Regions from separate parts of the Homo sapiens genome. Here all the other regions are linked to region 3. Evidence: chromatin loops called from intact Hi-C (ENCODE). Cell type or tissue: GM12878. All regions are shown on one strand. Links, peaks and the distances in the headings refer to the core of each region. The heading gives the core; the rest is flanking DNA.

Region 1 (10,678 bases), core at 2,639-7,638, 160 kb before region 3:
TATATATATGTATATATATGATTTACAGACAGGTTTCCATGGCAAACAAGAGCAGATGAAACAAGTCCAAGAGAAATGTAAACAGAAAAGACAAGTCTCAGCCAATCTCTGATGAAACAGGAATACAAACTACCCAAAGGCAACTATTTCAATCATCACAACTAAAATCCCTGAAACATGATGAGAACTACCAACTGAATTAAGACAGTGCACTTTTTTATGAATGTAATAGTCACAGGTTCATGAGACTCTAATGACACAAGGGCAGTCACTTTCTACATACAAATGTATCTCCTTGTTTAATGGTCTAGACAAGTGTTACTGCTTTAATTCATGGCCTTACAAAAAAAATTTGTATATCTTCTTCTGAATCTTGACATTTTCTGTAACCTTGGTAGCTAAGTGCTGACAATTATCTAAATGCAAACAGTTGTTGCAAAAGGATGAAATTAGTAATGATGGGTCCACTGCAGAGAGGCAAAATATAGGTTCATGAAGATTCACAACAGCAATAGGTCTAAAGCTGCCAGTCCCTTTCATGTAAAAAGACAGAAACACACACACAGACACATATATTCATACACATTAACAGACAGTGCAGACATGAAAGAGGTTATTTTCATTCATCCACAGCAAAGGCAGAGCTCTGACTTTTCCTGGTGCACAGCAGTCAATAAATGCTCACTGAATGGAAAAATAGTGCCAAATCCAAAGTTACAAAACCTATTGATGTTTAGTAGTGATTATGCCAATAAAACTGCATCATTTCGACTGAAGGGAATATGGGTGAGTTTTTCTACCATTCTTAGTAATGAGAAGCCATTCTGGGTATCTTAGTGCTAGAATTAGAATAATTTCTTGTTTCACAATTTCCTGTCTCTCAATAATTCCTCCTTTCCCAATCAATCTACGAAGATAAATTCAGGTCATTTAGGGTCCTACAAGACTGTTACAGGAAAGCATAAATATACTCCAATGTATGTATACCATCATAATTTGAATATATATAGAAAAAACAAAATTTGATAGTCCCCCTCTGGCTTGGCTTTCCCCATGCCTCTCATTAGTCATAATTGAATAGTCATTTTATTTATAGCCATAGACTTAGCAAAGACGTCAAAGTGAAACAAATCTAGTCAGGTGTGGTGGCTTAGGCCTGAAATCCCAGGCACCTTGGAGGCTGAGCTAGAAGGATTGCTTGGGCCCAGGAGTTCGAGACCAGCCTGGACAATATAGCAAGACCTGTCTCTAACAAAAAAATAAAATATTAGCCAGGTTTGATGACTCACAAATGTAGTTCTATCTACTCAGAAGGCTGAGATGGGAGGAAAAGTTGAGCCAAGGAATTCGAGGCTTCAGTGAGGTATGATTTCACCACTTTATTCCAGTTTAGGTTACAGAGGAAGACCTTGTCTTAAAAAAAAAAAAAAAAAAAAAAAAAAAAGAAGGCCAGGCATGGTGGCTCACACCTGTAATCCCAGCACTTTGGGAGGCTGAGGTGGATGGATCACTGGACATCAGGAGTTTGAAACCAGCCTGGCCAACATGGTGAAACCCTGCATCCCCAAAACACAAAAAGAAGCCAGGCCACCATGATGGCGGTGTAATCCCAGCTACTTGGGAGGCTGAGGAAGGAGAATCGCTTGAACCTGAGGGGGTGGGGTTGGGGGTGGAGGCTGCAATGAGCTAAGATAGCACCACTGCACTCCAGCCTGGGCAACAAAGTGAGACTCCATTTAAAAAAAAACACATACAATCATTTCAGTAGATGATGAAAACAATAAAATTCAACATACCTTTATGATAAAAACTCAACAAAATGTGCAAGAAGGAACATATCTCAGCATAATAAAGGCCATATATGATAAACCCACAGCTAACATCATGATCAATGCAGAAAGGTTAAAAGCTCTTCCTCTAAGATCCGGAATAAGTGTGGTTACTTTTGCCACTTTTATTCATCATAGTACTGGAAGTCCTAGCTACAGCAATTAGACAGGAAAATGCAATAAAAGGCATCCAAATTGGAAGAAAAGGAAGTCAAATTGTCTCTGTTTGCAGCTGATATGATCATATATAAAGAACCCTAAAAATTCCACCAAAAAACCTACTAGATAAATTTAGTAAAGTTGCAAGATACAATATCAACATACAAAAATGAGTAGCACACCCATGCACCAACAGTGAAATACCTATGAAAGAAATCAAGAAAGCTATTTCATTACAAAAAAATGATACCTAGGGACAAACAACCAAAAAGGTGAAAGATCCCACAATGAAAACCATAAAACATAGATGAAAGATATTAAAGCAGACACAAGTAAATGGAAAGATATCCCATGTTCATGCACTAGAAGAATATTGTTAAAATACCTATATCACCCAGTGTGATCTACAGGATCAATGCAACCCATGTTAAATTACAAAAGACATTCTTCACAGAAATAGAAAAAAAACCTAAAATTCACACAGAAATGCAACATACCTCAGAGAGATAAAAGAATCTTGAATAAAAAGAAAAAAGCTGGAGGCATCACACTACCTGATTTCAAAATATACTACAAATGTATAGTAACCAAAACAGCATGGTACTGCAAAAAAAAAAAAAAAAAAAAAAAAAAAAAAAAAGAGTGAGGGAGCAACAGACAGACATAGACAAATGACAGACAGACAACAGAATAGAGAACTCAAAAATAAATTCACACATTTACAGTCAACTCATTTTTAACAAAGGCACCAGGAACACACATTTGGGAAGGACAATCTCTTCAATAAACTGTGCTAGGAAAACCCAACACCCACATGTACAAGAATCAATCTAGACTGTTATCTTACCATATACAAAAATCAACTCAAAATAAAGATAATTTCAGTGTAGGCCCTGAAACTATGAGACTACTAGAAAATAAAAAATAAGATAAATGCTTCATGAAATTGATTAGGACAAGGAATTTTTAAATAGACATCAAAAGCACAAGCAACAAAAGCAAAAATAGACAAATGGAATTGCATTAAACTTAGAAGCTTCTGCAAAGCAGAGGAAGCAATCAGTAGAATGAAGAAACAATCTAGAGAATGGAAGAAAGTATTTGCAAGCTATGCATCAGGCAAGGGGTTAATACACACAATAGATAAAGAACACAAACTACTCAAAAGCAAAAATACATATAACCCGATTTAAAAATCAGAAAAAGATCTACCCAAAACCTTTGTCCCCCACCATTATTTCCCCACTTTCTTTTTCTGACAGCCTTCAGTTCTCTCCTTGTCATCAGCCTTTTTCTTCATGTACCCCAAAACTTTTTCCCCACCGTCTTTTTGCAAAGCCTTCTCTACTCCCCCATTCACCATACTTTTTCCCCATCCATCTACCCAAAAACTTTTCCCCACGTTTTTCCCCACCATCATTTCCCACTCTTCTGGGCAACCTTGTTTTTCTCTCTCCTGCTCTCATCACCCTCTTTTGCTCCTCCATCTACCCAAAAACATTTCCCCCATCTTTTCCCAAAGCCTTCTCCCGACTCCTGCTTCTCACCACCCTCTTTTCCCCCTCCATCTTCCCAAACACTGTTTTCCCCACGTCTTTCCCCCTCTCCTTGCCACCCTCTTTCCCTTCTCCATCTATTCAAAAACATTTCCCCACTGTCTTTTTGCAAAGCCTTCTCCCAACTCCTGCTCACCATCCTCTTTTCCTCTCCATCTACCCACCCAATTTTTCCCATCTTTTTACAAAGCCTCCCCCCAACCCTGACTTCCCACTCGCCATCTTCTTTCCCCTAACCTGCTTGTCACCCTCTTTTCCCTGTCCATCTGCCCAAAAACTTTTTCCTCACCATCTTTTCTTTCTCCACGGTCTTTCTTTTCCTGCCCACCATCTTTTTGCAAAACCTTGTCTCCCTCCAGCTTGCCAACCTCTTTTTTCTTCTCCTGCTTGCCATCCTCTTTTCCCCCTCTATCTACCCAAAAACTTTTCTCCCCACTGTCTTTTCTCCATATCATCTTTTTGCAAAACCTTCTCTCCCTCCTGCTCACCACCCTCTCTTCCCCCTCCCTCTCAGCACCCTCTCTTCTCCTCCCACTTGCCACCCTCTTTCTTGCCCTCCATCTACCCACAATGTTTTTCCCCACTGCCTTTCTTTTCTTCCCACAGTGTTTTTCCCCACCATCTTTGCAAACCTTCTCCCCCTCCTGTTTGTCTCCCTGTTTTTCCGCCTCCATCTACCCACTTTTTTCCACCATCTTTTCCCCACCATCTTTTTGCAACTCCTTCTTCTGCTCGCCCCGCCATCCACTTTTCCCTTTGGCACTCACCACCCTCTTTACTCCTCCATCTACCCCAAAACTATTTCCTTCCTCCTACCACTCCAGCTGGCTGCAGTCTCCGTTGCTGCCACCAACCACAGCGATGTGAGCCACAGTGGCACAGGCTGCAGCATCCAGCGTGTAGCAGGTGGCTTCTCCCTCTGGTCCTCTAAGCTGGGAACAGAGCAGCTGGTCAGGAAGACACAGAAGAGCCTTAAATGGGCTGATTTCAGCATCATTTATATACAGATGTTATGCAAATGAGGTTTCTGGACTACATGTTCTGATTGGATGAGAGCAAGCCTGAGGACAACCAATTAGATCATGAAAATAAAGTCCAATCAGAGTAGGTCTAGAGGTTTACTCTCATCCAATCCAAATTTGGAGACCAGGAACCACATTCCCATAACCTCAGTATATAAGGTATGCTGAGGAGGCCTCAAGCCATTCCAGGCTCTTCTGTGCCTGTGGGACTACATTCTCTGTGCCGGGCTTAGAGAACACGAAGAGGGAGCCATCTGCCACACTCTGGAGGCTGAAGCCTGCACCAGTGCTGCTCGCCTCACTGTGGTAGGTGGTGGTGATGGAAACTGCAGATCGGCCAGAGTGGTAGAAAAGTTGCTGCAGGGTAGGTATGCTCTCTGGGGCAACCGCAGACTGCGGTTGGGTGTGCTGTTAGGGCTGCACTGCCCATGGCTGCACTGTGCATGGTAAGGGGGGCTGGTTTGGGGTGCTATCCGGGTTTGCATTGCAGGCGGTGGGGCCAGCTGCGGTATGGCGGTGGCGGGGGGTGGTTACACTGCCAGAGGCTACACTGCCCGAGCCAGGAGGCGGGTTATGTCCGCTATTGTGGACTGCTGGCGGCAGGGTGATGGGTTGGGTTGGGTGAGCTATCCGAGGCTAGAATACTGGCGGGGGTGGGGGGGGGCAGTTTGGGGGCACTGACAGGGGTGTGGGGCATTCGTTATCAGGCAGCTCAGGGCTGGCTGGGGGCACTATACGGGGCCATGGAGGGTAGCAAGTTGGGGGTGCTATCTGGGACTGCACTGCCTGTGCCAGGGAGGGCACGGTTTGAAGCCCTACGATGTGCTGGAATGCCTGTGGCAGGGATGGGTCGGGGGCCCTATCAGGGGCTGCACTGCTGGTGGCTGTGGGCAGCAGAGGTGGCAGCGAATAGTGGTGGCCTCCAAAGAAGGGGCTGTTCTCCTCTTCCTGGACTCCAGACTCTAGAGGGCGACAACGTCCTGCTCCTGGTGGAGCTCCGCAGGCGCACAGCATTTCCTCAGGAATCCTGAACACAGCAGGGCCCCCACACCACCGTGGTTCCCTGGCCTGAGCCCTCTCACTCTGTGTTGTGGAGACCACCTGGGACCCCTGGGCACGGAGTAGCAGATACCATGGGGAGAGAGGGCCCTGTAGGCTGAGGCATTGGGAACGGGCACTTGGGTGGAGAGGGTTGGCTGGGTCTCAGTTTCTGCTGCTCCCACCCTCCGAGGAAGGTATCCCCTGTCCCCCGGGGTTCCTGTGGAGTGGGGAGCCGGGCACTGCCATGTCTCCAGTCCCCACCCCAGGCCCCAGTTCCTGGCCGCTTAGACCAAAAGGAGAGGCTGGACTTTGGAGGGAGGGTGCGAGTGCCTTCACTGAAACTGGCCAGTGGCGGGCATGACAAGGTGAGGCTCTAACTCTACCACCTCCTCCATCCTGTTCTAGGTTTTTCTGGCTTTGCCTGCCCAGCTGCTCCATGCCTGGCTAGAGGAGAAGGAGGAGCCACATGTGGTACACTGGAGGCTGGAGCCTGCAGATGGCATGGCTCTGCGGCTCACCTTGCTGCAGTTGGTGGTGGTGACAGAGACTGCAGCTTGACTGTAGTGGTAAGAGGATGCCTGTGGCAGCCAGATGATAGGGGCCTTATAGGGTGGGCCAGTGCATTGAGGGTGACAGCAGAGGTGGTTGTATTGGCATCAGTGCTAGTGGTGGCAGCAGCAGCAAGTCTGGGAAAAGAAAAGATGAAAAAGAAAAATTCACAACTGCCAGATCTTCTCCTGTCTGGAAGTGTTGTGTGTGCTGCCAGTACAGGACACCCGTGGGCCACTGGAGGGGGAATTCAAGACCTTTTCTATGGTGTTTAAAGACAAGGGCGAGTTGTAGGTGGGAACCAAAGTCAAACAAACAGGTGGGGAGGAGAGCTGGGTACTCCCTTTCCCTGACTCAGCCTTTTATTGATGAAGGCAGGGATGGGATGGGGAGAGCTCACCTGGCAAAGACTCCACACAGGTGTGCAGCACACCCTGATGGGGCCAGAAAATGTCACTGTGAGCCCTAGGGGTGAAAGACACAGTGATGGGCTGCTGGGCAACTACCAAGTGTAGAGATCCTGAGTGCCCAGAGAGTTACCAACCACTTCCCTTCCCTGTGCAGATCAGTGGAGGCAGATACATACACAAAATGGGAAGGGGAAAGAAAACGGCTTTCAGATCTCCCCACCATAGAGACTATAAGATTATTCCAGAATGGCCACAATTTTTTCACTGCCCACTCTGGGCCAAACAGTGTCCATACACTACGTCATTCTTATGAGGGTTACTTAGTTCCATTTTATGATGAGGACATTTAGGCTCAACTTGTCCCAGGTCACATAACTGTTAAGTAATTGTATTTTCCAAGAATGATCCTCTTTCAACCTCACGATGATGCTTCCATGGTTGGAAAATAAAATTATTCACAAAAGTGAAAGTACTAGGGGCAGCTGCAGGGCTACAGGCCTTTGAAGACATTGCTCAGTCTCTTCAGATAGTTTCTTTCACATGTTCTATACCTTGGTTCCCCAAAACAACTCCTCCATTAAGACTGCTCAAAATTGAAATAACACTGTGGCACAGATGTTTTGCCCATCAAATTCACAAAGATCAAAAAGGAAGGACTGAATAGGCAGAGTGGGTATGTGTTAAGAAAACATGTTCTCATACACTGTACTACTTGTGGCAATATAAACTGATAAAACTTTGTAGAGGGAAATATGGCCAAGTGAGTCAAAAGTTTTAAACCTGTTAATATCATTTGGCTCAGAAATTCTACTTGTAGGGATTTATCTTAAGGAAATTTTCACAAATGTACACAAAGATTAATTACAAAGATGTTTAGCTTCAATGTTGTTTGGAAACTAACATAACGTGCAATAGAGGCCTGGTGAACTGAGTACTGGGACCTTCACACTGCACAGGGGAGCAAGAACCTCTTCTCTTGCCTCTGCTTTGTGGGATTTTCCAAAATCCTCCTGGCTTCTTTTCCCTTCCCTTCCTTCTTCCCAGAGCAGGGGCCAGCTTTACCTCAGTTGGTAGGTCACACACATTGGGTGGAGATGGTCAAAGGTCCTCTGCTTGGACAAGTTGCTCCCTGTCTTCATTCCTCTGGCCAAGGCCAGTGTTAGGTGGGGACTGGTGAGCTGTCTGGCCCCACAGGGCTAAGCTTTCCTTTAGGTGGGTTTATCCCACTTCTCAACAGTCTAACAAAGAACAGATTCCACAAGCCCACTTCGTCTCTTGCTGCAAGCTATGCCTTCCGATTCTGCCTTCATTAGAAATAAGGGTGATATTTTGGTTCTCCACCTGCTATTTCTCGATTTGGGTGGGGAAGATGGGTGCTACTTACTGAACTCTCCCAAAGACCTTCAAGAACACTGAGCAGAATACCATCTAGCCATAAAAACTGATGTAGAAAAATACTTATGATTGGAGGAAAATCATGGGATTTTAAAGCAAAATAGCAGGTTACAAAACAGCATGTAATAAACAGCTGAAAAAAAACAGGGGCATAGCAATGTATTGTGGTTATTTTCATCTTGCTTTAACCTGTTTGATTTCAAGCTTTATTTTATTTGCACGCAAAGCATCCTAACTGCTGTTGGCAGTCCTTGTGTGCTATGAGACATCCTCACAGTATCCTTCTAAGAAATTCACTGTTTTACTCAAGCTAGTTGAAATTTGCATTCTATCACTGCAGTTAAGAGAGTAAACAAATAAAATGTTCATGTTTCTAAAAACCCTGAAGAAGACAGATTGACAGAGCTACCTTGTATAGCCAGAGAAAAGCAATTTACCTTCCAATTTTCTCAATATGACAGTATTTCATCTATCTCTGAAGATATAAAGACTAAATTAAAAGTGGTAATGTGGACATTAATAAGAAAAGAAAGGGAAATAAGAATTATGAGGATTCATATGTGCTAAGTACATTCAGAAATTTACAATTTCCTAACAAAATGGAAATGTTCTATCAGTTGGAAAAGCATGCAGAAACAATTGTACTTCCATTCAGACATTACCTTTTGAAGCCTGTCACCCCAGTGAGTGAGGGAAGGAAGTAAACATATCTACCAGAGGCAGGAAAAAAACTTACTTCAAAAGATCACTTAGCAAGAACTTCTTAATTATCAACGAAGCTTTGGTGAAGATGCAGCCAGCTGGATATCATACAACAGACACTATATTAGTCACTAGTTAAATAAAGATGAAAGGATACAAGTCCTGACTTCAATTTGCCCACAGTTTAGTGGGGAGATAAACATGGATAAAGTATAATTATAGGTTTCATTTCGTATGCTGGGTACAATGGTGTGTGCCTGTAGTAGTTACAGCTACTCAGGAAGCTGAGGTGGATTTTTGAGCCCAGGAGTTTGAGGCTGCAGTGAGCTATGGTCACACCTATGAATAGCCACTGCATTCCAGCCTGGGAAACATAGCAACACTCTATCTCTTAAAAAAATTTAAAAGAAATTGGATCACGCAATTATGGAGGCTGGCAAGTCCAAAATCTGCAGGGTTGGTTGGCAGGCTGAAAACCCAGGGAAAGACAATGCTGTGGTACAGGTCTGAAGGCAGGCATGTGGACACCCAGGAGAAGCTGATGGTGCAGATAAAGGCAAGAGGCAGTATTCTCAAGAATCCCCTCTTGCTTGGGAAGGTTGGTCTTGTTCTATTCAAGCCTTCACATGATTGGACAGGGCCCACCTATATTTGGAGGGCATTGTTTTACTCAAAGTCCACTAATTCTAATGTTATTTTCATCTATAAACACCCTCACAGAAACACCAAGAATAAATAATGTTTGTCCACATATCTGGGCACTGTGGCCCAGTGAAGTTGCTACATACAATTAAGCATCACAGTGTCTGTCCTAAGAATGTGTGGTGCACAGCCCTGAACATGGGACTGTGATGCTCCGTGATGGTGCAGGGTGTGTAATACATCACTGCGTTACAGACCTATAGACTGTACCGCAGAAAGAGTGAATGTGAACCAGTGTAACCTGTGGACCCTGGGTCAGTGTAGGTTCATGGGTTGTAACGTGTACCGCTCTGGTGGATGTATGCACATGTTACACAAGAGTGTGTAATACATACTCTTTCTACAGACCTCTGGGGTTGGTGCCCTGCAGCATCACACATGGCCTGGTCTGGCCTCCTGTGCTCCTTGGGGGGCAGCTGACCATGAGGTCAGATGAGCATGATGTGCCATCCCATTGCTCTTCCCATCACCCTGGCCAGGCTTTGTGAATAATCTGTGTTCCTTGCTTCTATTTCCTCATCATTTGTTCCTTACTTTTTCTCTTGGCTTCTCGCTCCATTCACCATTCCCTCAGTTCTAAAATTCCCTGGGAGCCCAGTGTCCTCCCTGATGCCTTGCAGTGCTGAGCGCTGTCACCATTCTACCACTCAGAACCCTTTCCTCTCTCTGCCATGATCCATGCTCTCTTGTGGTGTCTTCAGCTCAACAGTTTGTAACAGCTGCATCAGGTGCTGTATTAGTCTGTTACAAACAAATGTTACAAAAAAATGCCCAGGACTGGGTAATTTATATTTATTTATTTATTTATTTTTGAGACGGAGTCTCACTCTGTCGCCCTTGCTGGAGTGCAGTGGTGTGATCTCAGCTCACTGCAAGCTCCGCCTCCCAGGTTCACACCATTCTCCTGCCTCAGCCTCCCAAGTAGCTGGGACTACAGAAGCCCCCCACCACATCCGGCTAATCTTTTTTTGTATTTTTAGTAGAGACGGGGTTTCACTGTGGTCTCCATCTCCTGACCTCGTGATCCGCCTGCCTCCCAAAGTGCTGGGATTACAGGCATGAGCCACCGCACACAGCTGGGACTGGGTAATTTATAAAGAAAAGAGGTTTAATGACTCACAGTTCCACATGGCTGGAGAGGCCTCAGGAAACTTACAATCATGGTGGAAGGCGAAGGGGAAGCAAGGCACGTCTTACATGGTGGCAGGAGAGAACGAGTGAGGGGGGAGACTGCCACAAACTTTTTTTTTTTGAGACAAGAGTCTGGCCCTGTTGCCCAGGCTGGAGTGCAGTGGCATGATCTCAGCTCACTG
Region 2 (10,678 bases), core at 3,321-8,320, 360 kb before region 3:
GCTTTCCTTAAGCATTGATAACAGATCATGCAATCTCATAATCTCATTTTTTATGCTAATGGACCCTTATCAATTGCCTGACTGTATATTTATTCTTTAATGATAACAGTTATTCAGAAGGTAAATATTTTGGAAAGAAGTAAAATTTTCTTCTATACCTTCTCTCAATTTTTCCCTTCACTTGAAAACATTTAAGAAACACTTTGATCAAAGAATTTCCAATTGACTAGAAATATAAAATGTTACATTTTTAGAGAAAATATGTTCACTGTAATTATCTAAGTTCTATGTTAGAAAACTATTGAGATTTTCCAATCACGTTGCATTGCTCAGATTTGTGTAAGCTATTTCAAAATACTGTCACATTTATATCAGGACTTCTTTTGTTTTAAGAGGTACTAAGTGTCAGTTCATTTACTCATGGCAGAATTGCAATTGATCTAACCACCAGCCAGAGTGACAGCTCCGAAGGAGGCCGTTTGTGCTTTTAACGTGGCTGGTTGGCTTTACGCTGGCAGCTCTTCAATATGCTTTAGGCACATCTGTTTCATGGCTTTATTTGGAAAATGAAAGGGTTGTGGGAGCCTGGAAGACATTGATGTTGTCACCAAATACGAATTCAATTTCTTGGTCTTTGAAACCGCCTCCCAAGACACAGTCTATGCATTTGATTCCATGTGGAACAGCTTAGGCAATTGACGAGGACTTCCATATTAGATCAGAACTGTTTTTCCAGATGCCACTTAAAAATAACAAACAGAGGCTTGGAGTCTGCTTCCCAGGGGAGGCAACATTTAGAACAATGCTTATCATTAAGAGCTCCAGCTTCTGCTGATGAAAAATGTTAATTTGTTCTCTGCAAAAGGTTACTGGGATATTTTGTACCTGTCAAAAGAGAGGTTAACAGAAAGTGTTGATGTGTTGATGCACAGCCTCCTTTATCCCTCTGCTGAGGCGCTGTGCCTGGCTTCAGGAGAGGGAAGCCAGGGACATGAACAGAGAGAAAGAATTAAAATTTGAGTCTGGAGGAAATGATTTCATTGGGGAAAAAAATAGATGAAAGGAAGTCTGTTTAAAAGGATGAGAATCCAAGGTATGGATTTCCTTTTCAGCATTTTTGCTTGGTTCTGTTTCTAGGCCCTTCTCTAATTCACTCAGCCAAAGTCATCTGCGTCTCCTCCACATTCCCATGACATTAAGTGCTTTTCTGAGGAGAATGATGTCACTGTGCAGTCATGCATTCTGTGATGAGGTTTCGGTCAATGCCGGACTGTACATATGGCAGTGGTCCCATAAGATTATAATGGAACTGAAAAATTCCTACCACCTAGTGACATCGTAGCTGTCGTAGCATTGTAGCGCAATATGTTGCTCATGTGTTTCTCGTGATGCTGGCGTAAAACAACCTGCTATGCTGCCAGTCATAAAAACGCAGTGGTCCCCTACCCCAGGGCCATGGACCAGTACCAGTCCATGGCCTGTTAGGAAGCAGGCCACACAGCAGGAGGCGAGTGGTGGGCAAGGGATCCTTACCACCTGGGCTCCGCCTCCTGTCAGATCAGCAGCAGCTTTTGATTCTCAAAGGAGCGGGAAGCCTGTTGTCAACAGTGAGTGCAAGGGATCTAAATTTTGCACTCCTTATGAGAATCTAACTAATGCCTGATGATCTGAGGTGGAACAGTTTCATCCTGAAACCATTCCCTCCCCTATCCCCCCAGTCCATGGAAAAAGTGTCTTCCACGAAATTGGTCCCTGGTGCCAAAAAGGTTGAGGACCACTGATATAAAAACATAGCACATACAGGTGGGGCACAGTGGCTTACGCCTGTAATCCCGGCACTTTTGGAGGCCAAGGCAGGGGGATCACGAAGTCAAGAGTTCGAGACCAGTCTGGCCAACATAGTGAAACACCGTCTCAACTAAAAATACAAAAAGTTAGCTAGGTTTGGTGGTGGGCGCCTGTAATCTCAGCTACTCAGGAGGCTGAGGCAGGAGAATCACGTGAACCCGGGAGGCGGAGGTTGCAGTGAACCCAGATCGCACCATTGCACTCCAGCCCAGGCGACGGTGGGAGACTCCGTCTCAAAAAAAAAAAAAAAAAAAAAAAAAAAAAAAATATATATATATATATATATATATATATATATATATATCTCACATACGATTATGTATAGTACATAATAATTGATAGAAAATAAACAACTGTATTACTGGTTATGTATTACTATACTTTTTATCATTAGGGCATACACGTTCTACTTACAAAAAAAAAGGTAACTGTGAAACAGCCTCAGGCAGGTCCTTCAGGAGGGATTCCAGGGGAAGGCATTGTTATCACAGGGGATGGAAGCTCCCTGCCTATTGTTTCCCTGAAGACCTCCCAGTGGGACAAATTGTGGAGAAGGAAAACAGTGACATGGATGATCCTGACCTGTGTAGTCCTAGGCTAATGGGTGTGCTTGTGTCTTGCTCTTTTTTTTTTTTTTTTTTTTTTTTGAGATGGAGTCTCGCTCTGTCGCCCAGGCTGGAGTGCAGTGGGGCGATCTCGGCTCACTGCAAACTCTGCCTCCCAGGTTCACGCCATGCTCCTGCCTCAGCCTCCTGAATAGCTGGGACTACAGGTGCCCGCCACCATGCCCGGCTAATATTTTTGTATTTTTTATAGAGACAGATTTCACCGTGTTAGCCAGGATCTCAATCTCCTGACCTCGTGATTCGCCCGCCTCGGACTCCCAAAGTGCTGAGATTACAGATGTGTCTTAGTCTTTAACTAAAAAGTAAACAGTTTTAAAACAGTTTTAAAAACAGATTTAAAAATAAAAAAAATGCTTGAAGGATAAAGATATAAAGAAAAAATATTTTTGTATAGCTGTACAATGTGTTTCTGTTTTAAGTGAAGTGTTATTGCAAGAGTCAAAAAGCTTTAACATTTTTAAAGTTTATAAAGTAACAAAGTTACAGTAAGTTGGGCCGGATGTGATGGCTCATGCCTGTAATCCCAGCACTTTGGGAGGCTGACATGGGTGGATCACCTGCAGTCAGGAGTTCGAGACCAGACTGGTCAACACGGTGAAACCCCGTATCTACTAAAAATACAAAAATTAGTTGGGCGTAGTGGCGGGCGCCTGTAATCCCAGCTACTCGGGAGGCTGAGGCAGGAGAATCACTTGAACCTGGGGGGCAGAGGTTTCAGTGAGTTGAGATTGCACAACTGCACTTCAGCCTGGGCGACAAGAGCGAGACTCCATCTCAAAACAAAACAAACAAACAAACAGAAAAAGTTACAGTAAGTTAAGGTTCATTTACTTTTGAACAATGAAAAACCTTTTTAAAAATAAATTTAGCGTAGCCTATGTGTACAGTGTTTCTGAAGTCTACAGTAGTGTACAGTACTGTCCTAGGCCTTCACATTCACTCACCACTCACTCACAAACTCACCCAGAGCAGTGAGGGAGACCTGTAAGCTCCATTTCTGGTAAATACCCTACTTTTATTTTCTTCTTCTTCTTTTTCTTTTTTTCTGAGACACAGTCTCGCTCTGTCGCTCAGGCTGGAGTGCAGTGGTGCAATTTCGGCTCACCGCAACCTCCGCCTCCCAGGTTCAAGAGATTCTTGTGCCTCAGCCTCCCAAGTAGCTGGGACTATAGGGGCCCACCACCACGCCCGGCTGTTTTGTTTTTTTTGTTTTTGTTTTTTTTGAGACAGAGTCTTGCTCTGTTGCCCAGGCTGGAGTGCAGTGGTGTGATCTCTGCTCACTGCAAGCTCCGCCTCCCGGGTTCACGCCATTCTCCTGCCTCAGCCTCCTGAGTAGCTGGGACTACAGGCGCCCGCCACCACGCCGGGCTAATTTTTTTGTATTTTTGGTAGAGACGGGGTTTCACCGTGTTGGCCAGGATGGTCTCGATCTCCTGACCTCGTGATCTGCCTGCCTCGGGCTCCCAAAGTGCTGGGATTACAGGCGCGAGCCACCGCACCAGGTCAGGTGTACCATTTTTTATCTTTTATACCGTATTTTTACTATACCTTTTCTGTGTTTAGACATGTTTAGACGCACACATGCTTACCATTGTGTTACAACTGCCTACAGTATTTGGTAGGGTCACATGCTGTGCAGGTTTGTAGCCTAAGAGCAAGAGGCCATACCACACAGCCTAGGTGTGTAGTAAGCTCTACCAACTAGGTTTGTGTAAGTGCACACTATGATGTTTACACAACAATGAAATCGCCTAACGACACATTTCTCAGCCTGCATCCCTGTCGTTAAGCAACACATGATTGTGCAAAGGAGATTTGGGTGCATGTCTCTCACCCAAAGTACGGGCCAGTTTCTTTGAAGGTAGGAGCGCTATCTTCATTTTTGTGTCTCCTCTAATGTCTTTCAAGTACAGACCCTTTACAATGTAACTATTCAACAAGTGTTGAGTGAAGTGAAACAGAATGGGATAGAGTGGTAGCAATGCATGAAAGAGACTGGAGACTAAGGATGGAAGGGGGATTGCCGGCAACAATCAAAAGAAACTCACAAAAATAGAGTCAGAGAATCAACAAATTTGTTCTAATCATGCATTGCATCGAATTAGAAAACAGGATGACTCTTCCTTAAGAAAAGTATTTGAATTCCATCATATTTACTCATAAACCACTACTCCCTCATGCAAGATAAGGTTTGTGTGTGGGAAAGGAAGAAAAGGAATATTCCAGTTCTGAACTCCAGGTGCACCACTTGCAGCTTTGATAGTTTCTCACTCCTCAGTCCACATTTCCTGCCATAGAGTATCAAAGAACAGTGGTAGAGATGGGTTGAATCTGAAATTGTTGTGGGCAAAGTCTTCAGTCTGTTTGACTCCCTATTAAATGAGTTCAGATTATTCATCCCTGCAGAGAAAAGGAAAAGCCAATTTCCTTCTGAGCAGCAAAATGAGCACAATAAAAATGTCTCAATGTGTTCTCTGGAAATCTCACCCAGAAAGCCACTTCACACTCTCAAGGTAGAACATGAAACTCCTAGATTGTTCCAGAAGTCTTGCTCAATCGGGAACATCTAAATGGTTCCTTGGCAATAAGCAAACAAACAAATGCATAAATGATGTTGCTTCAGCATTTTAAAATAAGAGTAGCCTAGACATGCTTTCCAAAAAAAGATTAGTCTGTATGTTAGAAATGAGTACTAGATAGCCTGTCTCTTAATCACTGAAAATAATATTCTCTTTCTCACTAACATAATCCAGAATAATCTTCTCATATTGTTATGACACTTTCAGAAAGAAACCACCTGTGTGTATCACCTGGCACAATTTAAAACTTGTTAACAAGGTGGTGACAAGGAATTGGATGCCAGGCAGGAGTGGTAGCTACATGTTCCCACCAAAGTCAGTTTTGATCTCCCTGTGCCTTGCTCACTAGCAGTTTAAGCGTGTGACTTTTCTTCAATGAGCAGCAAGATCACTGTTCTTTGCCAGCAGGTGGTGCAAAAATCTTTTTGCAGAAGTACTATTCACAGAAAAGCATAGGTCACCTCAGTGGGGACTCATGGAACACATGACCATCGCTTCTGGAAGAAGCAATGACTAGGCTCTTTATTTAATATCAATTTATGTTACTTCCAGAATGAACCACCTCTTCCCCATCCCAACCACCCTGCCACAATGGTTCCAACACACTGGGTTGTAAAGACTTGATTCGTGTTAGCCATTTTGACAATCCCAAATGTCCTATTTCGGAGCTCTCACCTCATTCCATCTGCTTCCCCTAGATGCCTGAAGTTGACTACAGCCCTGCAGTAGACCATTAGCCATTCCCCAGAGAGGCCAGCTATCTGTAACTTGACTCCATGAGCCCCACCCTCTTCCTCTCACTCTGTCTGGTAGGATTAAAGTGGGGGCTCTGGGTTTGCTGGCCTAAATCCCATTCTCCACCTTAGTCTCTGCATCCTAGAGATGGGATCCAGTGCAATCAAAAGTGGTCAAAAGCAATTCACTGTTGTTATTATTTAACAACAGAAATATTGGACTGTGAGACATATTGTAGAGAATAAACTAAAAATGTTAGCCACTTTGTAAATAAAAATGATCATAGAAATTCTGAACACTTTAAGATCCACTTGATTATCTCCTATATAATCTCAGTCAAACTTCTTAACTCTTCTGTGCCTCGATTTATGTCTTTATTTACTGGGCATAATCTATTTTTGCCACTTGACAAGAGAGAATGTGGGGAAGTCTAATACACTGTAAGCACCAGAGAAGAAAGAATCAACGATACCCATATTCAATCCTTAGTCTCTGTGCCAGGCAGTGTGCCAAGGACTTTCACAAACTTTGGTAAAACAGCTACAAAGGGGTAGTGCCAGGATTCAAATCCAGGTTTTCTGCCTCCCAATGCTTCTCCCACTTCCTATGCCAATTCATAAACCCTAAATCAATCCCAGGTCACAGGCTCCAGTATTCAGATTCTAGAGAACCCATAGGTTGAAGATGATCTTCAATGCCATGATCCTCCTTTGCTGCAGAGAACACCACTCTCACAGCCTGCTGACCAGGAAAGACCGTCCCCCCTCACCTGCCACCAATACATGCCCACAACTTGCTTTAAAATCACTCTGACTTTACAAATGAAAAAATGATCCTGGAAGGACTGGACATTCTGCTCCCCATCACAGAGACAGCTGACTGTGATCTTCTTCCCTTCAACTTAGAGCACCAGAGGTCTAAGTTCTCAGACTCCAGTAGGAGAACAGACAAATTGTCTCTCACTCGTCACCCTTCTATGATGGTCAAAGATGTCTTTGGGTAAACTGGATAGCCCTTAAGTGATCTCTTTGCCCTGGGACCACTTCCAGGATCTTCCCCTTCAGCTTCAAAGCCTACACTGAGTCTCTGTGGCCACCCCCACAGCTCCCTTCTCTTCTCTGCATCTGCAGTCCAGCCTAGCCCAACCCGCCCTCCGCCTTTCCTCTGTGCTCACCATTGAGGCTGTGCAGGAGCTACACTGGGAACCTGAACAGTCTTCCTGCCCCAGCCCCTCAGGTTCCTAGGCTCTGAGACTAACCCCCACCTTATTTAGTTACGGTTCGAACACTCCTTTGCATTTCTATCATTTACCTTTCACAGAGCAGGGAAGGCAGCTCAATTTCATCCCCAAAAGTTACTTTCTCCAACCTAATTCTCACCAAACACACAATCTATATGCTCTGTTAGTGCAGTTCCTAAATTCACCTACAGGGTGAATATAGATTTTATATGTAATCCCGTAAACTTGTATTAGAGAGCATATTTTATATTGACACACATCATGCAATTGATTCTCATCACATTTGTAGATGACATACCTTAGGAAGTATTTCCTTCGTAATATATTTTAATGTCATATTTAAGAATGTAAATGTTTTACAAAAAGTTTTTAAAAATTAGCTTGGCATGGTGGTATAGATATGTTGTCTTAGCTACTCAAGTGCCTGAGGTGGGAGGATGTCTTGAGCCCAGGAGGAGGCTGCAGTGAGCTATGATTCTGCCAACGCACTCCAGCCTGGGTGACACAACGAGACCCTGTCTCAAAAAAAAAAAAAAAAACCAAGAATATAAATGTTTGATATGATATATATGTTATCCTTTTCCTTACTAATTCTATTGGTGCCTAATTTTTCTACTCAAATTTTGCATTAAGTTTATCAAATGAATGATCCAGGTGATATCAAGACCACATATCATTTTTTCGTATCCACATTATTCAGTAAATGTTGAAGTATAAACCAAATACTATTCACCGAACTTAGCTGCAGGAAGAAAAGAATGAACAAGCAATGCTCTTAGCCTTGGGGGAGTTTATTATCTAGAAAGGGAAACAATTAAGAGCACAGCCAACTGTTCCACTAAAATGCCGAATGAGGTAAGACAGTCTCAGCAGCATAAAGAAAGCTGTCTAGAAATACAGAGGAGGGAGAGATTGTTCTGGCTGACTGTAGGGCTAGAGAACAGAAATAGAATCAGAAAAGAGGACGAGATCTGTGGCATGTGAGGGTGAGGGCATTTACATCAGTCCAAATGGATGAAGAGGAGATTCCAGTCTAGCACAGCATGGCCAGTCAGAGTAGAAGGGAGGCCCCAGCATGTGGGGAAGCTGCAATTAACTTTTTACCAAAACCTACCCCTGGTGAGGCAGAACAGAGAGAAATAATACCAAAAGCCACCCAACTGAAAAGGTAGGTGTGGATTCAAGAGACATTGAAAGTAGATGCTTCAGAATTTGACAAGGGTTGGGTATGAGAAGGAAAGCCAACAGTGCCCCTTCTAAGCACTAAGCACCGTATTTTATGTGTCTGATGCGTTAACGCTAAATCCTCAGGATAAACTCTACAAGAAAAAGAAACCAAGACATAAAAGAAAGAGCTAGCTGAGGGCCAAGTTATTAGAACCTTCAAGGCTCTAACAAACTGAGACGGTGTTTGGAGGCAAAGGGGGGTTGTACTGAGTTTTGAGCAAGAACATGGCCTGCAAACATAGGCTACTCAGCAAGTGGGTGGCCTCCACGGTCAGACTCTCTGGGCCGGGATCCTGGCCCTGTACCCACTGGGTGTGTAGACTTGGACCAGTTCTGGGAGGATAATAACAACCCTGCCAACTTGGAGTAGTGTGAGGATTAAATAAGTGAATACATGTAAAGCATTTAGAGCAAAGGGTCGGCATTTTCAGAGCCAGCTCCAGGCAGGCTGCATGACAGGTGTGCAGAAGGGGAGACACCCTGAAGAGGTCAGGCACTCACAGGACCACTTGCTGAAGCTGTCTGCTGGACAAAACATGCTGATGACCTAAACTTGCAAGATGTGGATTTAAAAGACATTTAGGTCTGTAATCCCAGCACTTTGGGAGGCTGAAGCCGGTGGATCACCTGAGGTCAGGAGTTCAAGACCAGCCTGGCCATCATGGTGAAACCCTGTCTCTACTGAAAATACAAAAATTAGCTGGGTGTAGTTGGTGGTGGGTGTCTGAGGTCCCAGCTACTTGGGAGGCTGAGCCAGGAGAATTGCTTGAACCCAGAAGGTGGAGGCTGCAGTGAGCTGAGATAGCGCCACTGCACTCCAGCCTGGACAACAGAGCGAGACTGAGTCTCAAAAAAAAAAAAAAAAAAAAAAAGACATTTAAAAGAAGAATCTCAGAATTTGACCACTGGTTGAGTATCAGAGAGAAAGATCAAAGATATCTCTCAGGGAGATTACTGGGAGAATAGGGGTGCCAGTAGCCGACAAGAAAGCCCAAGAAAACAACTGGTGTTTGGAGTGGGAATATTGTGGGGGTGGGGGTGGTTAAGAAGATAGAAGATCAGATTTAGGTGTGTTTAATTTTATCGCCAGTGGAATGTCCAAGTAAAGATGTACAGCAGGCAGTGTGAAATGCTTCCTAAAACAGGAGAAACTAAATTCTGTAAGGTTTATCATTATTCCCATGGTGAATTTCTACTCAGTCTTCAAAACACAGCTCAGAGGCTGCCCCTTGTGTGGAGTCAATTGAGTTGTGCCACTATCCCTAGCATTTATCAAATTGCACTGTGTTTGTTTACATATCTGTATCACTGAGCTCCTTAAGGAAAGAAAGGGTGTTTTGTTTTCACCCTTGCATTTATGCTCAGTGATATTTGGTTGAATTGACAAATGGATATAAACATCATTTCCAGAGCATTGTGAATTTAAATCGTGAAGATATATGAGATTTCAAGGGAGAGTGGAGAGAGAGAAGGAAGAGAAGATCAAGGATAGATTTCCCCTTCGGAGGACTCCTGCATTTAAAGGATGGCAGAAAGAGGAAAATGTCATTGCTGGAGGGCACAGACAGATAGAGAATAGTGAGGCCACTAGAGAGTGGAGCCCCTATGTCAGACAAACCAAAGGAGGTTTCCAAAAGGAGAGGGCATTGGTGTCTTGTGCTGCGAGGGCAGAGATGGGAAATACATGCACACCCGTGGGCGGGGGCATGCCTGGGGCCAGCAGGGCGAGATTTCACAGGGGAAGGAAGGATCCTGGCTACATCTGAGGGATCAGCCAGGACTCGGTGCCAAGACAATGTTTGCTCGGTATCCCCAAGCTTCTGAGTTTTCAGAGAAAGCCAGAATGCAGATATGTATGTAATATTAAATCTTAGCAACTAACTCAAGTTTTAAAAAATAAAAATAGTGTGCCCAAGGCTACGTGGGTCTAACAGATCCTACCTGACCTGGAGGGAAGCCAGTTTATAACCTCCAGTGAGGAAGGAGGAGGTTGAGAGAGCAGATATCTGAAATGGTGTTAAGTGCCTAGAGATCTAGCAATGAGTTGGGTGTTGAGGAAACAGAGGTACAACACATAGAAATTAAATTCTCTTGCCAGGTCTTCTTGACTTCCTGGACTATGATGAACGGTCGTCTTGAGAAGACCCCCTACACCAAATGCGCGTATCGGAACCTACTCACTCAGAACAGCATGGGTTAGTTCCACTTACTGGTTTAAGAAAGCTCAACGGGCAGAGGAAAAATAAAAGCTGCTGTCTCCCTAAAAGCCTCACTATAATACCTGTAGGGTATTACATAGCTGTGACTGGATTTAATCAGTTAAGGTCATAATCATTAGCATTCATTAGTGTCTTTTGAAGTCTTAAGGAGGTCCAGGGAGATTCAGATCCTGAAGTGATTTTGTTTTGGCTGTTGCCTGCTGG
Region 3 (10,678 bases), core at 1,860-6,859:
ATCTTACCACCTTCCCTGCTACCACCTGGTCAAGATGCCAACACTTCTCATCATGGTTACTGCAAAACAGCATCTAAACAGGCCCTCTTCTACCCTGGCCCTGCTGCAGTCTTCTCTCAGGAACAGCAGCACTGACTCACCATTAGCACTGGAGTCAGATCATCTCACTCCTCTGCCCCAACCCCCACAGTGACCTGCTGCACTTGCATCAAGTCTCTACTTAATGCCGCCCCTTGTCAGTCTGTTCCCACCTCTCGCCACTCTCCTTGCACACGCTGCGCTTCAGCCACTCTGCCCTCCTCAAACGTGGCAGGCATTTTTCTGCCTCAAGACCTTAGCACTTGATAGTGACTCTGCGTGAAACCTTTCTCCCCTCAAGAGCCACAGCCTCATGCTTGTGTCTGTCAAGAGCACGCTCACATTCCACATTCTAAGTGAGCCTTCCGACAATGCTCTCTAAAACTCCAACACCAGCCTACATGCCCACATACCTTATCCCCTTCCCTGTTCAGTTTTCTCCATGGCTTGTATTAACTAATAACATACCACATACTTTATCTACTTATTTCGTTCTTTACTGTTCTTCCCTTGCTCCCAAGAATGTAAACTGCATAAGGATAGGAATTTTCTTCTGCTTTGTACACTGACTTATTTCCCTGACCGAGAATAATATCTGACATACAGTGGGCAATCAGTAAATATTTGCTGAATTAATAAACAAAAGGGGGATGTAGATGATATAAAACATAGGGCATTAGGTCTCAAGCAGCCTGTGGAAAACCATAAATGTAGCATATGTGTTTAGGCTTCAGTTCTGCCACATTTTAGCAATATAACCTAACCTTAGATTCCTTATCTGTGACACGAATACAAATACCTACCTCACAAAGCTGCAGAGGAAGGAAATGAGATAACAACAGGATAAGCACTGAATGATATTCTAATATTATTATTTTATATAAATATAAAATAAAAATATGGTACTATTATAATCAAACTGTTGACAACAGCGACTACAGAAAAACATACTTTTCACCAAACTGATACTTACAAAAAAAGAAAAAACATACACTAAAAACACACATTTAATACATAACATACATATTATATCTGTTTAGGAGCTTCGATTATATGAAAAAAAATGTAAGTGTTTTAAGGGTTCGGGGACAAAGGAGTCCAAGGAAAGTGAAAAAGTTTAACCAGCTTCATGAAAGAGGTGGGTTTTGAGCTGAGCACTAAAAAAACGGGGTAAGATTTTAACAGGCAGACCAGGAAGAAAAGCTGCTCTCCATAGGAGAGTGACACGAGCAAGGGAACCCAGGCCGCAATGAGCGTGACACGCCTGTAGCTTAACCGAGAGCCCTGACAGGTCAAGGGAAACAGTTGTTTACGAAAGAGTAAGAAGTAAGATTGAGTGCATTTAGAGAACTTTGGAGAAGAGAGGAACATGCTAGGGTGAGAAGGGATAAGCACAGAAGGAATAAAGACAAGCGAGGATTCAGGTTGTGATCTGCCCCCAGTGTCCCCTCTGTCGGTGAGTGGAATGTCTAACCAGATGTACAACCAGAAACCCAGGGGGCCCACCACAATGCCTCCTCCTCCCTCTCACCCTCACTAAGTCTTGCAACTTCACTGCCAAGACCTTGAGTCTCACGCAGCTCCATCATCACGGCCACCCTACTCCTGACTCACCACCTAAATTACAACTGTAAGTTAATAAATGCTTCTGAAAAAACGTATTATGTACATTTATATTATTATTGTGTAACATTTTCTCTTAGACATTATGAATCATAAGGAACTCAACATAGCACAAGGCAAGTTTATGACAAACCCAACGACACACTTCCGTAACACCTCACCTAGCACAAACCTTCCTAAGCAGTACTCTTCTCTCTGAAAAGGAGGCTTATCTGACTGTGTGTTTTTTATATGACCTAACCTACATTTAACCTTGACCTCAGTAAACATACTGATCTTTCATTCTCTTACACTAATTCTAACCAATTTGTCAAATTCAGCACAGAAACTGTGTTAAAATGAAAACAATTTAGACTAACATCAAAATGAAAATTTAGGTTATGATTTTACTCTCAACATTCACATAAAATAAAATTCTTTGGTTGGACAGAATTATGCCAAATTATTAGCTCTATTTAAAAATGGTTCCTATAAAAATACATAGAAAATCTCAATAAATGGTTCTCTACATGTATTAAAAATAGAACACTAATTTACAGCTATTTAAAATCAAAAGCTCAGTTTCATAAAAATCCTATTTTGCCCTTAAATGTTGGATAAACAGGCTTACCTGGATTTTTAGCTATCGTTCCTTGGAGAGCCCTGTGAGAAAACGTGGAATACCCCACCAACTTTGCCAGAAGATCTCTGCTGCTGAGCAATTCTTCTAAACATTTCAATTGACCAGCATTGGGATAAAGAAAAATTTTATAAGCAGCTTCTCGCACCTACGTTTAAAAAGTAAATGGTGAAGGCTATAAATATCATCACACAGTCCTATGCAACAATAACACAGGCTCATGCTCACCACTTGATCTGCAGATGATCACTGCTTTCAAAATAAAGCAATGGTCTACACGAGGCCATAAAGCTTCCAGAGTCATAAAATAGCATGGGATGCAATAGCATACTTGACTGCAGCTCTAGGGTACTGTTCTGAGGTACGGTGGGGCAAACCTCTACCCAGTGCGTGGATCTCTATGCTATAAAGCGTCTTAACCAGGAGAAGTAAGGCTGCATGAATTTAAAAGTCTCTGTAGTCTAGAATGTCAGTTAATGGTGTTATTAATCATACTTTAAAAATAAGGAGTCTTGTATGAAATATAAGTAATTAAATCATTTTCATTCTTTAAAGTGTTTATGGCATTAATAATTCCACAAGTTAAATTTTTAGGGCTTAGTAATGCTAAAAAGTTTTTAAGGATACTATTATATTATCACTGAATTTTGGGTTAAAACAGTAGCAACACACAAATGGGACCTAAACAACAAAGAGAATGAAACATACATACCAAGTCATCTGGTGATTCTGCGTGGAGACCATCAATTATGATATGATCCCCAGCAGATGTAAAGTTACGACGAATGTGTTCTGGTAAGAGATGCTTCTCAATCTTGTTGGGAAAATTGGTTCCCATAAGAAATGTACTACTCAAATCCAAGATTTTAACATTGAGGTCCACTGCTCTTTTACGCTGTATGCAGGAGGAGTAAAAGTTATTTAAAGGCGTTTTGAATTAATATTTCACAATTTAATAAACAAAATATAAATATGTCAAATCAACATATATATTGTTGAATTATCACTTAATAAAATATTAGTTTAGTAAAATGAATATATTGTTACTATATTATAAATAATATATTAATTTTACTTTTAACAGATATTTAATATTCTAACAAAAAGATCATACTTATGGTTTTCTGATGTTTCTATGTTTTAAGATTTACATAACTTCTAGTTCTATTTTATGTCTAGGTTATATAACTAATTGTTGAAATTAACAACATTGAAAAACACATGCCAGGTGCAGTGACTCACGCCTGTAATCCCAGCACTTTGGGAGGCCAAGGAGGGCAGATCACTTGAGGTCAGGGGTTGGAGACCAGTCTGGCCAACATGGTGAAATCCCATCTCTACTAAAAATACAAAAATTAGCTGGGCGTGGTGGCACGTGCCTATAATCTCAGCTACTCAAGAGGCTGAGGCACGAGAATCGCTCGAACCCAGGAGGCGGAGGTTGCAATGAGCCGAGATCGCACCACTGTACTCCAGCCTGTGAGACAGAGGGAGACTCTGTCTCAAAAAAAAACAAAAAACAAAAAAACAGTTATTTGCAAAAGTGTAGTGAGCCTCCAGAAGGGGGAAGCACATTTTAAAAGTTCTGATTTTGGGTGTGGTAGCACACGCCTGCAGTCCCAGCCCTATGTGGGGCTGAGGCAGCAGGATCACTTGAGCCCAGGAGGTAAGGCTTCAGTGAGCTACGATCACACCACTGCAACCTGGGCAACAAAGCGAGACCCTGTCTCAGGGGGGAATAAAGTTCTGATTTTGCATGTGCTTGAGCTGCTACAGAATGATACAGTGAAGTCTAAGAAGCAGACTGGAACCCCAGGGCATGGTCCTTTCTTCTACTCTGTGTCCCTGCCATGTGGCACATGGTCCTTGCTCCTGCCAGGCCTTCAAATGGTCAGTGATGAGGACGTGGATGGTGCGGACACATCTGCTTAGGTTTAATCTTGCAGTCATATCTTTGTAATACACAATAACCTGAGAAAACGTGTATTAGCAAAGGGGTTGCCATAAATGCTCTAAGATTAAATATAAACTAGAAACCACATAATTAGGCTGACTGGAGGAGAAGGGCTGAATTTTCAGTTATTGGCTACTCAAAAACTAGACAGGCTCTGCAGATGAATTTTCAGTTATTGGTTACTCAAAAACTAGACAGGCTCTGCATATGAATTTTCAGTTACTGGTTACCAAAAAACTAGACAGGCTCCGCACTGGGCTCATGTTGGGCTTCAGGTGAAAGTGTACACAAATCTTTCTGGGAGAGGAGATAGCAATTAACAAGTTCTAAACTGTTCTATGCTCCTAAAAAATGATTAAGCCACAATACTAATATACTTTTTAAAGATAAACATAGATGATGTAGAGGCATGCTTGATAAGATGCTGAAAAAATTGAGTATATATCAATATCCCCAGAATTTCAATATAGAAAATTCAAATTTCATGGAAAAAAGTTTTAGGAGACTCCCATTTCCTTACAGTCCAGATTTCTCTTTGCTTATTTTGTTTGATATGGCCATTTATCACCACCTAATGGTAACAAGTGGAATAACAAAAAAGATGAACAAGATTTTGAAATCACATTACAGTTCCAAAATTGTCTTCAAAACTTTTACTTTGAAAAAAAAAATGTGATAAAATTAACTACTTTGAAGATTTTATCTACTGATAAAACCTCTGGAAAAATCAAAACTGAGTTCATGCCAACTTCAATGATCTGCCAGGCATATCACTTCATCATTCTGTGGTAACAATGAAATGTACAATAATCTGAACTCTTGAAAAATTCTATGAAATTTCTGTGTTATTAAATAATGTTAAAAATAAACATTTCTATTACATTTAAACTTATAAGTTATATTTGTATGAGACCTTAAAAATTAAGGCCGGGTGCAGTGGCTCACGCCTATAATCCCAGAACTTTGGGAGGCTGAGGCAGGTGGATCACCTGAGGTCGGGAGTTCGAGACCAGCCTGACCAACATGGAGAAACCCCGTCTCTACCAAAAATACAAAATTAGCTGGGCGTGGTGGCACATGCCTGTAATCCCAGCTACTCAGGAGGCTGAGGCAGAAGAATCGCTTGAACCCGGGAGGCGGAGGTTGCGGTGAGCCAAGATTGCCCAATTGCACTCCAGCCTGGGAAACAAGAGTGAAACTCTGTCTCAAAAAATAATAATAATAATAAATAAATAAGAAACCAACTGGAAAGAACATAGGCTTTGATGATTTATAGATTTTGTTGGTGGGTTTATTTCATGGTCTCTCTTTTGAAAAATGGAACATGTCTACTTTATATCCTGTCCTAGTGGAGCACCTCTGAGAACAAACATGGAAGTTACAAGGGAAAAACTGAGCAGGTTTACTTTAGTTGCATATTCAATATTGAGGGGTTCCCTGGGAGCTGCTCCCGGGGAAAGAGGAGCTACACTGTAATCATATGTTAGATAAAAGCGGCAATGTCTATGCTGGTGAAACTGAACATATACTATTTGTCAGCAAAATTTCAAAAGCACCCTTCATAAGGATACATTAAAACTATTCACATGGATTCTCTACTAGCAACCTTCCTTCTGAAGATATCAAACTTGATGATAGCTAGCATTATCATGATTTGTCATACATTCACTCAATACTTTTACTGAGTCCAAAACTAATATGCATTAAAAAACATGATCCACGTTCTTGATCCTTTGTAAGCCTAGAAGTTAGATAAGCAACACAACAATAACAGCATCATCATCAACAAAAGGTAAAGAAGAATGCCACATGACTGAAATAAGTAAAATACGTTCGGATGAATACAAAATTCCACCTGGGGGACTGATAAAAGCTTCGCAATGTGGCGTGAGGATGAAGCCTTCATGGGGACTTCAGCCAGGGAAACCTGGTGAGCAGGCCTAGGAGGAGGACAGCAAACACATGGGGGAGGACACTGTGTATGAGGGGCTGACAGCCGGAGCACAGCCACGAGTGTGAGCTCTTTGTTACATGTTAACTTCACTAGACAATGGGAAGTCCACAGGAGGATTCTGGGCAGGAAAGTAACAAATCAATACTTTATGAAAACTAATCCAGTGTTCACAGACGGGGAAGACTGACCAGCAGGATGGTGACATGCTGGCCATGGAGGCTCTGGAGTCTGTCTGGCTTACAAAATAACGTCCCACAACCTCTACAGCCTTGGTCTAAAAAAAGCCAGGAATAATAGTAGCACCAAGCTCAAAATTGTTGTGAGGATTTGATGAGAAATATATGATTTAAAGTAGCAAATACTCAGTTGATGTTAAATCACTGTTAGGAAGACAGAGGCCTTTAGAACAGCCCGGGTGTTTGGTGATAAGAATCAAGGTGATTTGCTTTTGGGATGCAGACAGATGCAGGACTGTAGGAACAATGCAAGGACTTGGTTAGAAGATATGACAATATTAGGAAGGGAAAGAATACAACTAACTCCCAAATTTTATTTTACAGAGAAGTATTAATGAAGAATTGATGTGGAAAGCGGCAAACGTGGTCACCTTAGGCAATGTGAGTTTACAGTAGAGCCCATAAGCCTCATGGGCTGCTGGGAAGGCACGTCCTGGCTCAGGGTCAGACCAGGAATCACATGCTGAACCTTTAATGCCACACAAACACATCAGATGTGTGAGGGGTTACAGCATTACTCAAACTCAGCACCTATCAAAATGGTAACATCTATTGTATGTGATACATATTTCCAAGGCCCTGCCTTCTGCTTTTCCAGATATTTTGATAACTTAATCTCTTCATAGGTAAGTGGTTTAATTCTACCATATTTACTAGGAAAAATGTATTACTGTTTAAAACAAATAAACAAAAAGCCATAATAGTCTAGACTGCAGGTGAGTGGGGGAGACTGTGGGGCAGGCTGAACTTCCAATGGTGTCAAGTCCCTCCTGTTCTTCCAACTCTGAATTTACAACTGAAATGAGGCACTTGGTTTCTCAGGATGTTATGTGCTAGAAAGAACAGTGGCCAGTGTTAGAAATTTTAAGAACACTGGCCATTTGTTAGTTAGGATGGCAACTTGAACAAATCACTTTGTCTTGTTTCCACATCTGTAAAATGAAGGGGATGGACTAGGTAGAAGGCCTCCATCCCAGTGTAAACACTGTGTAATCTATGCTTGTTCCATCAGTCAAACACACGTATAATATAAATAAATACACTTATGTAAGGTCTTATGTGATATTCCCTGTACTACCAATCTTCAATGACATCAGCTTTCCCATTCACTTGCCAGTCTTTCCTGATATTGCCTATCTCATCCTAATTCCATGATTATCTAAAACACTCCACTTGGCTCAAGCCTGTCTTAATTCTGAATTATCATGGTGTGATAGGTCAACTTCCAGAGAGGGGACTATATTCAAATACAATCTAAAGAAGAATTTCATAACAGATAAAAGACCTGCACGTTTTTGCAATATGCAAATTCAAGCAATATATACAAGGACTGTAGCAATAATGGTATCAACTAAATGTTAGTAAAACTGGAAGAGTCAAAAAAACAGCAGAAAGATGTACCTTTTCTTTGTCTAGATGGATTCCACTAATTTCAAAATCAAACATAAACAGTTCAGCCACTCGCCTATAAATGAAATGAGCCCCAGGTTATAACAGGTAATAAAAATTGCTAACAAAAAAATTGTGGTTTTTTGTTAAATAAATAAGTCTTTTTCAGCCTCACTGCCAAAAGTTTCTTCAAAACACACACACACACACACACACACACACACACACACTTTGTTTTAAACAAGGAGCTTAATATCCTCAGATATTAAGGCAAACATCAGGCAAAACACCTATCTGACTGACAATTATGATTGGCTTGTCATGTAAGAGCTTATTCCTTTATTCAGAGAGTACAAACCTGTGAAAGCCACAGGTTTGTACTAAATAATAATAATAATTTTATTTAGTACACAGGTTTGTAATAAATAATTTAGTACCACAGGTTTGTAATAAATAATTATTTATTTCAACTCAATCCAAATCCCAATAATTAAAAACATAAAACAGTTTTATATTTGGACAATTTTTCAAAGGCCCTCTGCATGAGATTTTTAGTTTTTCTTCTAGCCAGTAGCAGCTATTTAGAATATTAAATTCTTTGATGCTGTGCTGGAAGCTGAGTTTCTTGGCTAATGAGAATTGTTTTCTTTCTTTTTACTCCTGCTTCATGCTTGGAACCAATTTCAAGTGTAACACCTTTTTTTTTTTGTCAATGGTATTTTTTTTAAAAAAAACCAACAACATTGAATGGAAATAATCAAATATTTGATCTACTCTTTTGGCTTTCCTTGAGTTTTCAAAATAGATATATTTACCTTCCTGATTATTACATCAAATATACCTTGAATGGAAATTTATAGTGTACGTTTATCGTATTACACAATATAGGTCTATTATGTAACAAAACTAATGCAGAAACATATGAAACATTTAAAATCACTAATCCTATCAAAGATAATGACTATTAAAATTCTTGTATTTCCTTTCAATCTACTTTTAATGTTATATTATATATTTAGAATAATTAAGGCCCAACTGTATATACTTTTGTATCTTGCTCTTTCTTGTAAAATTATATCACAAACATTGAACAGTTCTCCATGTCTTTAAACGTTCTTCAAAAAGTTGGCTTTTGATGCTTGTTTTGTGTTGTTATATAGACTGCAAATGTTTTTACTCTCCCACTCCCATGAACCACAATATAATAAAAATCCTTGTTACAGTTTTTAATCCTTGTTTGTTTCCTTAGGATAAATTCCAAGAAATTAATCACAAAGTATGCACATTGATATATATTACCAAATGCTCCTCCATGAAGTCTTATCAATTTACCCGTAACTAGAGAGGATCCATCATCCCAAACCAGAACTACTATTCTTATTCTGTTTCAACTTTGTCAGCTGCTGGCTGACAAAAAGTTTTGCTTCATTCTATCTTTCCTTAATGGTGGTGGGTCTCATGCCAGGTACAGAGCAGAGCACTTTACACAAATTATTTCCCTTACATCTCATATGATTCTTATGAAGTACTTTTTATTTCCGTTTTACAAAGGAGAAAACTAGGGTTTAGTGAGCCCTGAAGCCAAAGTCCAACCCCGCAGTTCCATTCTAGAGATGCAGTTCCACCCACTTCACACTTGGTGCCACTGTTACAGCTGTGGCACACTGCTATCAATTTAAGGGCCATCTGTTGCTATGCCTTATTTTGTGAAATGAGAGTTTCACAAACAGAATCTTTTGCCCATTTTTCTATAAGGGGGGTTTTTGTTCTTCTTTTTTTAAAGTAATTTGAAAGGTCTCTTAACATAGATAATATATTAACTCTTTGTCATATCAGAACCATTTGTCAACATTTGTGTGTTCTGACTTTGAATGTGGAAGCGTTTTGCCTTACCAAAGTTTGCAATGTTTATATAATAAAAATCAATGAATCTTTCTGTTGTATGAGTTTGTATCATGCCAAGAAAGACCTTCCATATCCCAAGATTACCAGTAGTTTTATAATTTCTTTTAAAAATATTTAAATCTTTAATCAATCTACTTTTTTACCCCAAATGGTTATCCATTGGTCTAACATCATTTCCTGAAAACCAAGTCTTTCCCTACTGATGTGAAATGACACTTTTATCACATACCAAATAGTCTTACTGTTTATGTATCTGTGTCTGTGTCTAAAATTTCTCTATTCTTCCATTGATCTAATTGACTATTCTGGCATTTTTAAGTATAACGCTCTTTAAATACAGCATTTTTATATGTTCTACTATCTGGTATAAGTCCCTTTTTAGTACTTTTCCTTACGAGAGTTTTCCTGCCTATTCTGGCATATTTATTCTCTATGACTTCAAAATCATTTTAAGTAACAATAAAAAAATTCTTTATAAATTGGATAGCATTAAACTTATAGTAATAAACATTACTGAGCTTTCTTCTTCCTTAAGAATACAGCATGTTTCTCCATTTCGGTCGCTTGCATGCTTCCTAGGTGTTGTGTATGTTGCGGTTCTGCACTCTACCTTCCCAAGTTCATTCCAACGTGTGTTACAGCTTTGGCTGTTCTTGCAACTAGAATTTTCCCTCCATTATATTTTCTGGAGAATGTGCTTATTATAGTCTTTGCATACATGAAAGCTCTTAATGGCTTTGGAAAAACCCCAAGTTAAACAGGTTTCTTTATGGCCTGGCTTCTCAGAGACTCTAAACTACTAAAATTCTTCAAGCAGGGAAATACATTGATACATCAGATTTCCAAACTTACTGACTGAAGGAACCATTCTGAGAAAAGTTCTGAACATCTCAGAGACTAGTATTTCAAGGACTGAATCT

What was found. Peaks named below come from ENCODE experiments on the same cell type or tissue, not always from the same donor. Only the 100,000 strongest peaks of a DNase experiment are listed, where the experiment ranks them.
Region 1: it touches region 3 in a loop (6-fold over the local background); 49 of 110 quality-filtered maps call a loop at or near these places.
Region 2: it touches region 3 in a loop (8-fold over the local background); 10 of 110 quality-filtered maps call a loop at or near these places.

The regions. Positions count from the first base shown.
Region 1 is chr13:23,710,445-23,721,122 of GRCh38, forward strand. No RefSeq gene overlaps it. Among named protein-coding and RNA genes, the nearest start is that of TNFRSF19, 150 kb to the left of the region's middle. In GM12878, for the core only: a CTCF peak has its summit at 5,542 (motif pointing right); no DNase peak of the experiment used is centred there.
Region 2 is chr13:23,505,721-23,516,398 of GRCh38, forward strand. The region is part of intron 1 of LOC124903135 (a long non-coding RNA gene); the gene reads left to right. Among named protein-coding and RNA genes, the nearest start is that of LINC00327, 42 kb to the left of the region's middle. RefSeq lists an enhancer at 2,116-2,643. In GM12878, for the core only: a CTCF peak has its summit at 5,468 (motif pointing right); a DNase peak (open chromatin) is centred at 5,451; H3K27ac peaks cover 1,336 bases; H3K27me3 peaks cover 128 bases.
Region 3 is chr13:23,866,981-23,877,658 of GRCh38, forward strand. It overlaps MIPEP (mitochondrial intermediate peptidase), which reads right to left. Exons shown (of 19, transcript NM_005932.4): 5 at 7,866-7,929; 6 at 3,033-3,215; 7 at 2,312-2,468. Among named protein-coding and RNA genes, the nearest start is that of PCOTH, 17 kb to the right of the region's middle. In GM12878, for the core only: CTCF peaks have their summits at 3,897 (motif pointing right) and 4,856; no DNase peak of the experiment used is centred there; H3K27ac peaks cover 793 bases.